2 separate regions of the Homo sapiens genome follow, and region 2 is linked to region 1. A link is an interaction called in ENCODE POLR2A ChIA-PET data of the cell type or tissue named here. Cell type or tissue: Panc1. All regions are shown on one strand. Each heading gives the region's core, and the rest is flanking DNA. Links, peaks and the distances in the headings are about the cores only.

Region 1 (5,388 bases), core at 167-5,166:
CATGGCCATAGAGAATGGTGCCGTGGGCACTATCAGGAGTGATGTCATTAACCCCACAGGGCTATGTGGAAAGCGTGTGGCTGGGACTGCTGTGTGGTTGGGACAAGGCAGTGGTGCACATGGGCCAGCTCCTGTAACTTTCCTGTTTGTGGCTCTCATGGGGCACTCCTGCTCCTGCTCTCCCCGTCCTCATCCATGATACATACTCTCTCTCATCTACGTGCTCATAAATTTCAGCAGCAAGAACTGCATGATTTTTAAAATTCTGAGTAGATGCTTCCAGCAAAGGATTTCCTAACTGATCACTGCCAGAGAAGAAGAGGTGCTAAATAGTTGCCAAGTTACATGCTTTTTTTCCCAAATGAAGTACTTCCCCTGCTACTGCTTGTAAAGCCCTGATTGTGTGTGTGCGCAGAACCCACATCTGGTGCTGGAAGCCTAAGGACTAGTGAGTGGTCATGTGGTTTATGGCCCCTATAAAAGGACCCATTCTAAAAGTCTCCAAGAAGCTAACTCCACAATGAGATGATGTGTGTGTGGGTGTGTGTGTGTGTGTGTTTGAGATAGGGTCTTGCTCTGTCACCCAGGCTGGAGTGCAGTGGTGTGATCTCGGCTCACTGCAACCTCCACCTCCCAGGTTCAAGCAATTTTCCTGCCTTAGCCTCCCCAGTAGCTTGGATTACAGGCATGTGCTACCATACAGAATTCAGATTCCTCTCCTACCCCTAGCCTGATGCCCTTTCATTAGCTATACAAAGGTGGTTGAGTTTCAGGTTAGGCTTATTATCGTTTAAACTATAAACTAAATATTCACCAAAGCTAGCCCAGCCTAAGCCCAGGAATAATCAAGGCAGCTTGAAACCTAAAAGCAAGAGGAGGCTGGGTTAGATCAGCTCACTGTATAATTTTTGCAAAGGCGGTTTTATTGAAACCTGTTCTTTTTTGAAAGCTGGCTCTTTCTAACATTCAAATGCTTTTGATCAACCTATTTTATGGAAGCAGAATATTGAAATTAAAGTAAATATTAGATGAACTTTATAGCCAGTTGTTTTCCTCATTCTTCAACTCTTTACCCTACAAATCTTATTTAAACAACATGTTCAGCAAGCTGTTATCTTGCTTACGCAATGAATAGAACATTATGTTCTAAGGTACAGTTTGCTCACCTATGAAAAGAATTTAACCTCTTTTCTAAGTAGCTATACACAATTGTCATACCTTAAGTTCTTATTTAGATGCATTTCAGAATATTAGAGCATTTTGCAAGTAGATGCACGTTCTTACCCAGTGTCAGTGTTTATAGACAGACACTCACCATGGGTATATTTAAGTCTAGGGTGGTAAAGAATATAAATGTCATTTATTAAAACCTGAACATAGCCAACTATGAATTATTTGTGTTAATGTAAACGTCGAATGAGCACTGCAAACATTTGATGTTTGAATATTTGCCTGTAGAAGTGCAGTACTATGTTCTATAGAATATAAGTAGATGCCACCCCAGTCCTCAAGGTTTCAGTGAGGTCATCATTGTATCAATAAAGGTGCCAATTTAAGATGCTAACTGGACATTGGAAAAAATTTGTTGTCCTATTCTGAAGGATGAGTCTTATATAAAGTGTTTTTAAAATACTTTATTGAAACTGCCATGTTCTTTTCAATTTTGGTAGCTCCCCTGCATTTAATTTAGTCATAAGCGTCTGTATTAATGGGTGTGTTCAATATGAAGGCATCCTGTGAAGACAATAAATTATATTATACTTATCTAGTCTGCACTCTTTATCATGTTGATAAAATGGCCCTTACCAGTAAAAAAACTGTTTCAGAATGTGTAAGAGTAAGTCTGTCTCAGCTGACTGAGGGCTTCATCATGTTCATGATAATCCCAGCAGCTTGAAATGTCAAACTGGTAGCTGATCCATAGCACACAGTAGTGCTAATTGAGATAGGTTGGTGTGGATAATTGAATTTAATTGAATATTAAACACCAGTAAGTGCTATGCTAGATGTTGGGACCACAGTGATGAAGATGACATTATCCTGACCCGGGAGGCGCTCCTTATGTGCATAAACTGCATTTGGAAATTTTCATGATTTGAGAGTCATCTATGGTTGCCAGTAGAGATTTTCCCAGAAGGCCAAGGATATATGGGGACATTTGACTGTTCTTTGACCATAATTATATAACTTTTTATTTGCCCAGAATGAACAACTGCAGGGTAACATTTATACAAAAGGAATTTAGTGTGCTTAGAGTGCTGATAATACTTGAGAAACTAGGAGAGCTGTTTTAAAGCACTTCTTTTTCTTTTTTTTTTTTTTGTTTTTTTCTGGGCTGTTAGAATTTGACATTGTTCAACTTTAACTTTGTCCTCATTGAACTTTATCCTGCTAAGGAGCTAAAAGGTCCATATGATCAAAAAGGCAGCTCTCAACCCAGCACGAAATTCCAGGCTCATTCATTTCTGTTTACCTACTGCCAAATAAGTCAGACAACTGCATACTTGCTTTACAGACGAATAGAGGACAGCATGTTGTTCAATAATTGTAGTTTAAAAAGTATATGTAAGATACATCCACAAGAAGAAAGATAGAGGGAGCATACCGTTTGTCTTCTAGTATAGGCTCCCTGCCCATGGAGATCACAGAGTAGAATTATGATGGGTGCCTTAGAGACCAGCCTCCCTCAGGATCATGAGTTCACCTCGGCACCACAGCTCTGGGCAACGTGGAATTAGACAAATTAAAGTAGTTAAGTTCTGACTTCATAGAACAGAATCTAAACTTTTGTTCATACTGCTTTTGTGTTCTTGGGCCATCTGAAAACCTTTTCTGTGTAAATATTCCTGCAATATGCGGTCTTACAGAGGTCTTATCACGCATATTTCCCTTTGCTTCCTTATGTATCGTATTTTTTCAAGAAGAAGACATTCAACTTTAGAGACAATGGAATCATTGTGTTGTGGCTTTAATTCAGGTCATTGTCCTTTTGTGAGTTGCACGTGTGCGCGAGCCTGTGTGTTTTGCTTGGAGGAATAGTGAATAAGCAAGGAGCAGAGTCCATTTGCTTTTTCTAACAGAGGGTGGGGCAGATTCTCTCACAACCATTAAAGAAAAAAATAAGATACCAGCAATAATGATAATCAGTCATGCATATGTAATCGTGTGTAGTTCATACTTCAGATTCATATACAGCTGAGCATGATCTTGAATGTTACAGGAAGCAAGCTTGAAAGTCAAGTTACAGTAGAACTTTGCTAATTCATGCCTGACTAATTTGCCCACCCAGTAGTTCCTACTGAAATCTTGCCATTCCTCTACCAACTTTCAGAAAAATTTGATAGCAGGCTGTGGAGAAGGCTCATGTTACTTCTTATGTCAAGGTGTAAACAAAAAAGAGAGCACAAAATACATCCATCAGACCACATGAAGTGAAGAGAGAGAAAACATCTGCTGAAAGCCGGATTCTCTGTTTTTTTCCTGCTTTTTAAATGTAATCTGTCTTTGTTTATGCATGCCCTAGAAACATGCATAAGTAACCCTGAGTAGTCTCTTAGTTTAAGAAAACCTACTATAAAATTTCTTGTTGTAAAATAAAATTCTAAAAGGAATAAGTTGTGGACATATAAGTATCAGACAGTTTATGTAAGACTTTACATAGGATGCAAGGTAGGCTGTAATATGATTTGGTAATTGTTTTATGGGGGAATTTTGTTTTGTATAGCGAAAAAGAACAGTGAGTGATTTAACTGAATTTTATAGTTTAATATTGTTGTTGTTTTAACTAAAATCTTTGGTTTGCTATTGCAAAATGAAAGAGAAAGGAAATTTTGGTTAATGTTAACTTTATTTCCAAAACCATGTGATGGATGCTGACCAAATGTGTCTCAATAGTGCCATTGAGGTCTGTTGCCTTTTTTTTTCTTTGAGGTGCTAAGTGAAATGTGTTTTGAACCTTGAATGTTCACTATGCGACGTTCTTTGCATTACAGGTAGATACTGCAAACTTGCTTCAAAAAAACTAAAAAGTTCAAATAACTAATGGTTCATATTTGTTCCAGTTAGTAAATATCACGACAAGGTATCATCGTCATCCCATGTTCTCAGTATAGATTCAGCTTCATTTCTTACACCACACACCCAGAGGCATAAATGGAAGTACACAGACAAAAGGAAAGGCCTGAGTTTAAATGTAGTTATCATGTTCAGTGTTCGACATTTTATTCTGAGAATTTAAGTGTTTCTACTGCAGTACCACAAAGTCAATCTGCATATTACTTTAACTAGATCACTTGTAAAAATAAATGAATAAATGACCAGTGATGGTTCAGTGACAAGAGTGCCAGATGAGTCATGAATGTTTTCACAAGTAAATTTGATAGTAAACTGCTAAGTTTACTGTATACGCTGTGTACAAATTAGCTCAGATTCAAGATTTTTGCTCTAACAACTGAACGCTCAGTTGCATCTTTAAACTTTTTGTTGCGTGAGAGGGGCTGAGGGGCAGGTGGGAGGAAGTCAGCCTGCAGGTGGGAGGTTTCTGTCTCAGGATTGCTGATACCCCTGCATGCTGCTGGGTTGCAGCCTTGGAGTATATGGCCTATGAGACATGGCATGTCTGATTTGATGGAAAAAGCAGCGGAGAACCAGTGAACCAAGCTATTCCGTGTATTGACTTTTTAATACGTTTACTACAAGAATCTGCCTTTTAAAGTACTTTTAAATAAGGTTATAAACATAAGTGTGTTTTGGACACAGCCTGCAGCAAGCATGCCTCTCGAGGTGTAAGATGAGTCAGCTACACATGCTCAGGGGCCCGTTCCACCAGCCACAGTAGCTGCAGAGGGTGAGAGCAACTGAAGCAAGAGAAGCTCTTAGTAATTAGGGGAAGGAAGCCTCCACTTGACACCGCATCACCACCAAGTATTTATTGAGTGTCTTTGGTGTGCAAGGCAGGAGAATATCTTCTATGGATTCTACATATTTCAGGGTTACCAGAGTTATAAAATCCCTTGAAATCTATATGCACAAATTGTAAATACGTATGCAGCTTTTTATAAGTGTTCAAATTCTGCCTTAATTGTGCTCAAGGATCAGGGTCTCACCCCAGCATTGTATACCATTGATAGTCATGATTTCCTTAGTGAAATTAAGTAAATTGACTTTCAGAGACTTTATTTCATATTCATCATGTCCCCATGTAGCCATGAAAAAATGATATGTTTAATATTCATCTATTTGTATGATTAAAACAAAATATCCGCAACTACTGACGATTCAATGATCAGATATTTTACTGTAAATTAATATCATCATAAACTCCTAGACATTAGACTTCAGACATTCAGAGCCCACTCGATGCTTGGCACAAAGCAGGCACCAAATACA
Region 2 (5,388 bases), core at 264-5,263, 140 kb before region 1:
ACCCATCAGGAAGCAGAATTAATCCTTCCTGCGGGTGGTCCCTGTGAAGAAGACACAGCGGCCGGTGGTGTGACAGCCCACAGCTGTCGAAGGAAGGGAGAAGAGAGGGACCGAGGGCCAGCAATAGGGTTTTACAGCTACGTGCTAGGTTGTCTCACATCTAGGAAAGAGAATGTTCATATTATATAGAAATGGGCATTTTCCCTGTGGCCTGATATGAGGTATCCAGAATATTCCTTTAGGTATTATTAAGTCATAGGTTTCTGTTTTGATAGAAACAGCAGGTGGTTCAGTTAGTATTTTTGTTGTTGTAATAGTAGCTTAGATCTCTTGTTTTTGTTTTCTTTGGCCAAGACAGAAAACATTCTGCCACACACATTACTTCATGACTCTGGTTATATATTGAGAGCAGCATTAAAAAAAAAAAAAAGTCCAATTTAGTCCATTAGGCCATTCTTGCATTGGTATAAAGAAACACCTGAGACTAGGTAATTTATAAAGAAAAGAAGTTTAATTGGTTCTTGGCTCTGCACGCTGTACTGGATGATACAGGATGCATGATGCTGACATCTGCTCGGCTACTGGGGAGGCCTCAGGAAGCTTCTAATCATGGTGGAAGATGAAGGGGGAGCAGGCATCTCACGTGGCCAGAGCAGGAGCAAGGGGTTGGGTCACACACTTTTAAACAACCAGATCTCATGAGAACTCACCATTGCCAGAACAGCACCAAGCCATGAGGGATCCACCCCCATGACCCAAACACTTCCCACCAAGCCCCACCTCCAACACCGGGGATTATTGTCAACATGAGATTTCGGGGACAAACATCCACACTATGTCGTAGCCTTAAGGGGATCTTACCTCTTTGAAGCATTGTAGAGTTCAGAGAGTAGGACATTTTGTCTACTGTATTTTAAAATACTAAATGTTCTGATTATGAAAGTCAGTCCTGGAAAAAAAAAACAAACAAACCTGAAACCATAGATGAAGATAAGGAACAAAATAAAAATTACCCACAGTCTCCCTCGCGTGTACCGCACAGTTCATGTTTTAGTGTGTCTACACACCATTTAATGCAGGTGGACAGACTCAGGGGCAGGTGTGCCTTGCTACTGCTATGTCCACAGCACCTGGCAGAGTCCCTGGTACAGCATAACTGCTCAGCAGTTGGGTGCTGAGTAAATATTAATACATGTGCATGTGGTACCAGTCAGGGCCCAACAGAGGGACCTCATGCGAGGAGTTGCTCCACAGGTGTGGAGGATGAAAGAACAAGTTGGGGCGACCCTGAGAGAGCCCAGAGACAAGCTCTGCAGGAAGCAGGCACCACCACTGGGCCAGGTGACCTGAGCCCAGGAGCCAAGAGGATGCCCTCCACTGCTGATACTACCTCTGCAGTGGGACGACATCGGACCCCACTGCCGATGCTGGGACGGTGCTTCCCCTCCCCCTGAGGCTCTCCTACCAGGGCCCCCTCTCATCAGGCCCCAGCTGGAAGCCAACTGGAAAGGGAGTCGGGGAAGTTTCATTTGTGGGGGTCCAAGTGCCAAGGGACAGACAAGGGAAGGGTGGATTTGCAGCTAAGAAGATAGTAAATAACCAGACTACGTGACAGTCTGAAGAATCAAATCTGGAATCAAATTCTACTCTGCTCTAATGTAACCCTGTATTTTACTGTGAATAATATACCGTGGGTATCTTCCTTGCTTGATAGATACAGCTCCACATAATTTTTCTCAATGAAACAGATTCTGGAGTAGGCAACGTTTTCCTCTTTTGTAAAATACACCAAATTGTGAGGATTGAATGAGATAATGTCAAAGTATTAGTACTTTACCCTAGCTGATTGACAGTATCCAGTGATAGTGATAATAAGGGTAATTACTACTCTAGCCAATTTTATCAAACCTATGGATGTTTAAGGAATTGGGTTTTTTTTTTTTCTCCTTTGATGAATACTCCTGTAAATACATCGTTGCCTGCTTGTCTGAGTCTTTCTGTGGGTTTTTAGAAGTGGATTACTTGCAGCAAAGTCTCCTCTACTTAAGGCTCTTTGTATATTTTGCCTAATTGTGCTCTAGAAATACATCAATTTCCAGTCCTCCTTCTCTCAGACCACCTGTCCCTCACATTTTCACCAGTTCTGGGTCTTGTTATTCTTTTTACTCTTTGTCAGTCAGGTGATTGAAAAATGTACATTTTTTTAAAATTGGCATTTATTAGTGAGCTTGAGGATGTTTTTCACAGTCATATGGAAACAGTTCTGCTTCATGAACAAGACCTTGGGGCCACATACTGGCTTGTTCACCTGGATGCATTTTCTCAGTCTCCCTCAGAATCATTTTTCTCCCTGAAAAATGGGATTAAAAGTATTAATAGTAGTGCCCATCTCACAGAGTCATTGCGAGGATTAAAGAGAGGATGCATAGACGTATTGAATCAGTGCTGGGTTCTGGTAGATGTTCAGCTAGCCCTAGAGATTATTAGCCATTTGATGTGCTGATCCTCAGGAAGGTGGGCGGGAGAGACCTAGACGCAGAAAAGGAGCTCTGGAGTTGAGGTTTCTAGAGATGAGGTGGTGCGTGGTGGCCCAGTCCAGCATGGCTCTGGGTGTGAGCACAACATAGGCAGATGTGTCTGGGGCTCAGGGAGTCATTTGTGGATTGAGGGTGCTATGTGGGTGTGGACCACGGTGATCCAGGATGATGCAGGATTTGGGCCGGGGAGGAAGATGGCAACCCAGGTTCCATGCCATCTTTAAAGAGGGGATGGTTACTAGGGTGTCCAGCGACCAGCCAAGTGGCCTATAGATAATAAGGAGGACTCTTCATGACATGGAGGCTGAGGTGGAAAGTCCCAGAGTAGGGTTCAGCCCTGGCCCTAAAAAGTGCCGGAGAACCTGTAGCCTCCTGGAAGCTGTGCTGTGTGCAGAGCCAAGCTTCAGTGTGACAAGGAATGGTGGGAGCAATTTGGAGAAGAATGAAGACTTGGTGCAGTGGCTAGGGAGGCAGGCAGGGTGAGGATGTGGAAGGGTGCAGAGCTGCTCAAGGTCAGCTTCCTGAGCCTGCGGTGTGGTCCCTTGCTCCACACTCAGAAGGGCCCTGTGTTTGATTTAATGCTCTTTTCTTGCCATCTTGAAATTCTTGATAGTTTTTGAACAAGGGATCCATGTTTTCATTTTGCGCTGGGCCTGGAAATTACGTTGCTGGTGCTGAGGGGATGTGCAGAGCAGAGGTGGGCAGAGAACTGACGAGAAGGACACGTGGGTAAGGGTGGGATGAGCTGGCCTCAGGACTCCGAGCAGAGCTCATGTAAAGGTGTCGGGCCCAGGATGCGTTCTCAGGCTGGGGTGGGAGGCCTGATGATGGCAGATTTCTCTGGATTACAAATAGAATATGTAGCAGGGTGGTTCATAGCTTTGTGTGTCTGTGTGTGCATTGGTAAATTTTTATTTTGAAACTAAAATTATTTCAAAATTAGAGAAAGGCTGTGAGAGTGCGGTTGAGCTGGTGTTGGCTCTGGAACAGGGTTTCCCAATGCAGGCGGCACTGGTAACTATGTGCCTTGGGTCATTCTTTGTTGTGGGGGCTGTCCTGTGCCCCATGGGATGTTCCCTGCACCCCTGGCCTCTGCCTTCTAGATGCTGGGGGGCACTTTCCCTGGTGTAATATTAAAAAAAACTCTCCACGTTGCCACATTTGGGGGGCAGAATCACCCCCTCCCCGAATTGAGAAGCTATGTTATTGGAACACAGTGTCCTGTATTTTGTCTAGCCTCTGCTGCTTAGAGCTGCCTGAGCTTGGAGAAGATACTTGTTCTCTTTCCAAAGCTTCACTGTCCCTTTCTGTACATTGTCAGGACGGCTGTTAATACCACTGCTCTAAATGTGCTCAGTTTTGCATAAACATCAGCTAATGTTAAAATTTTAATCTCTGCTAATATAAGAGGCATCGAAGTACACGCGAGTTCAGTTTGCATATGGTGAGGAGGGAGACGGCCTCATATCGTATGTGTGTATTTGCCGATTCTATATTTTGAGGTTGATTCCTGTTGTCTTTTGTTCAGTTGTCTCATTCTGTTTTCTTTTGGGGCTTTGAATGCCCTTTTCATGCCTGTGACCTCTCTTTACTATGCCTTTTCTTCTCTGCCAGCAAATCTCATCCATTCTTCCAGGGCACCTTACTGTCCCCCAAAGCCCCAGTGACTGCTCTGTCCACAGGGCTTGGTTTCTGTGCTCTGGCTCTGCAATGCAATGCAGAAGGGGCTGGGCTCGGAATGGGGTTGCTGGTCAGGCCATGTGCCCAGGGGAAGGACACAGGACTCAAGGAGTCCACCCCTCTCTCCCCCCCTTTTTTTTTTGGTCACTGAAATATTTTCTTTCCAATTCTACTAGTCCTGCTAGAGCTGCCATAACAAAATACCCAATTGGTGACTTCAACAACAGAAATTGATTCCACACTGTTCTTTTTTTTTTTTTTCTTTTTGAGATGGAGTCTTGCTCTGTCTCCCAGGCAGGAATGCAGTGGTGTGATCTTGGCTCACTGCAACCTCTGTTTCCCAGGTTTGAGCAGTTCTCCTGCCTCAGCCTCCCGAGTAGCTGGGACTACAGGCACATGCACTGTGTCTGGCTACTTTTTATATTTTTTAGTAGAGATGGGGTTTCACCATGTTGGTCAGGCCGGTCTCGAACTCCTGACCTCAAGTTATCTGCCTGCCTCAGCCTCCCAAAGTGCTGGGATTACAGACGTGAGCCACTTCGCCTGGCCATGATCCCGCACAGTTCTGAAGGCCAGAAGCCAAGATCAGGAGACCAGTGGATTGTTTCTCCCGAGGCCTCTGTTCTTGGCTTGCAGGTGGCCCCTTGCTGTGCCCTCACATGGCCTTTGCCCTGCATACATCCGAAGCCCCAGTGTCTCTCTGTGTGTCCAAATTTCCTCTTCTTAGAAGGATGCCGGTCATATTGGATTAGGGCCCACCCGTGTGACCTCATTTTACCTTAATAACCTCTTTCAAGTTTCTGTCTCCAAATACAGTCACATTCCAGGGGCTAGAGCCTCAACATGGAAGTTTTGGAGGGAGACACACTTCTACCCATAACACCAATGTCATATTAAGCTTTATGGAAGAATAGACCAATATGTGGTGGGTTCAAGAATCTTTTCTTAGAAGAAAAGTGAATCTGTATATTTGATACTTTATGATTTCCTTATTTGCTCTAAGCAGTTGGTAAGAATCTCAGTGTCACTTGGCTGAATGATACACTACTGGTGCCTCCAGACCTATGAGGAGCCTAATATTTTTGTCTTGGTTGAAACAATGCAAATCCTGGGTTTTGGAGATGCTCACAGCCAGCTGTCTGATTACGTAAACTGAAAGTGGCAGAGAGGA

What was found. ChIA-PET counts read pairs that join two places held together with the same protein. Peaks named below come from ENCODE experiments on the same cell type or tissue, not always from the same donor. Only the 100,000 strongest peaks of a DNase experiment are listed, where the experiment ranks them.
Region 2: POLR2A ChIA-PET joins it to region 1 with 6 read pairs; 2 of 35 experiments call an interaction of 5 or more read pairs at or near these places.

Annotation. Positions count from the first base shown.
Region 1 is chr18:58,284,787-58,290,174 of GRCh38, forward strand. All of the region lies in intron 5 of NEDD4L (NEDD4 like E3 ubiquitin protein ligase), which reads left to right. Among named protein-coding and RNA genes, the nearest start is that of MIR122HG, 160 kb to the right of the region's middle. In Panc1, for the core only: no CTCF peak of the experiment used is centred there; no DNase peak of the experiment used is centred there; H3K4me3 peaks cover 241 bases; H3K27ac peaks cover 696 bases.
Region 2 is chr18:58,143,700-58,149,087 of GRCh38, forward strand. All of the region lies in intron 1 of NEDD4L (NEDD4 like E3 ubiquitin protein ligase), which reads left to right. Among named protein-coding and RNA genes, the nearest start is that of NEDD4L, 100 kb to the left of the region's middle. In Panc1, for the core only: no CTCF peak of the experiment used is centred there; no DNase peak of the experiment used is centred there.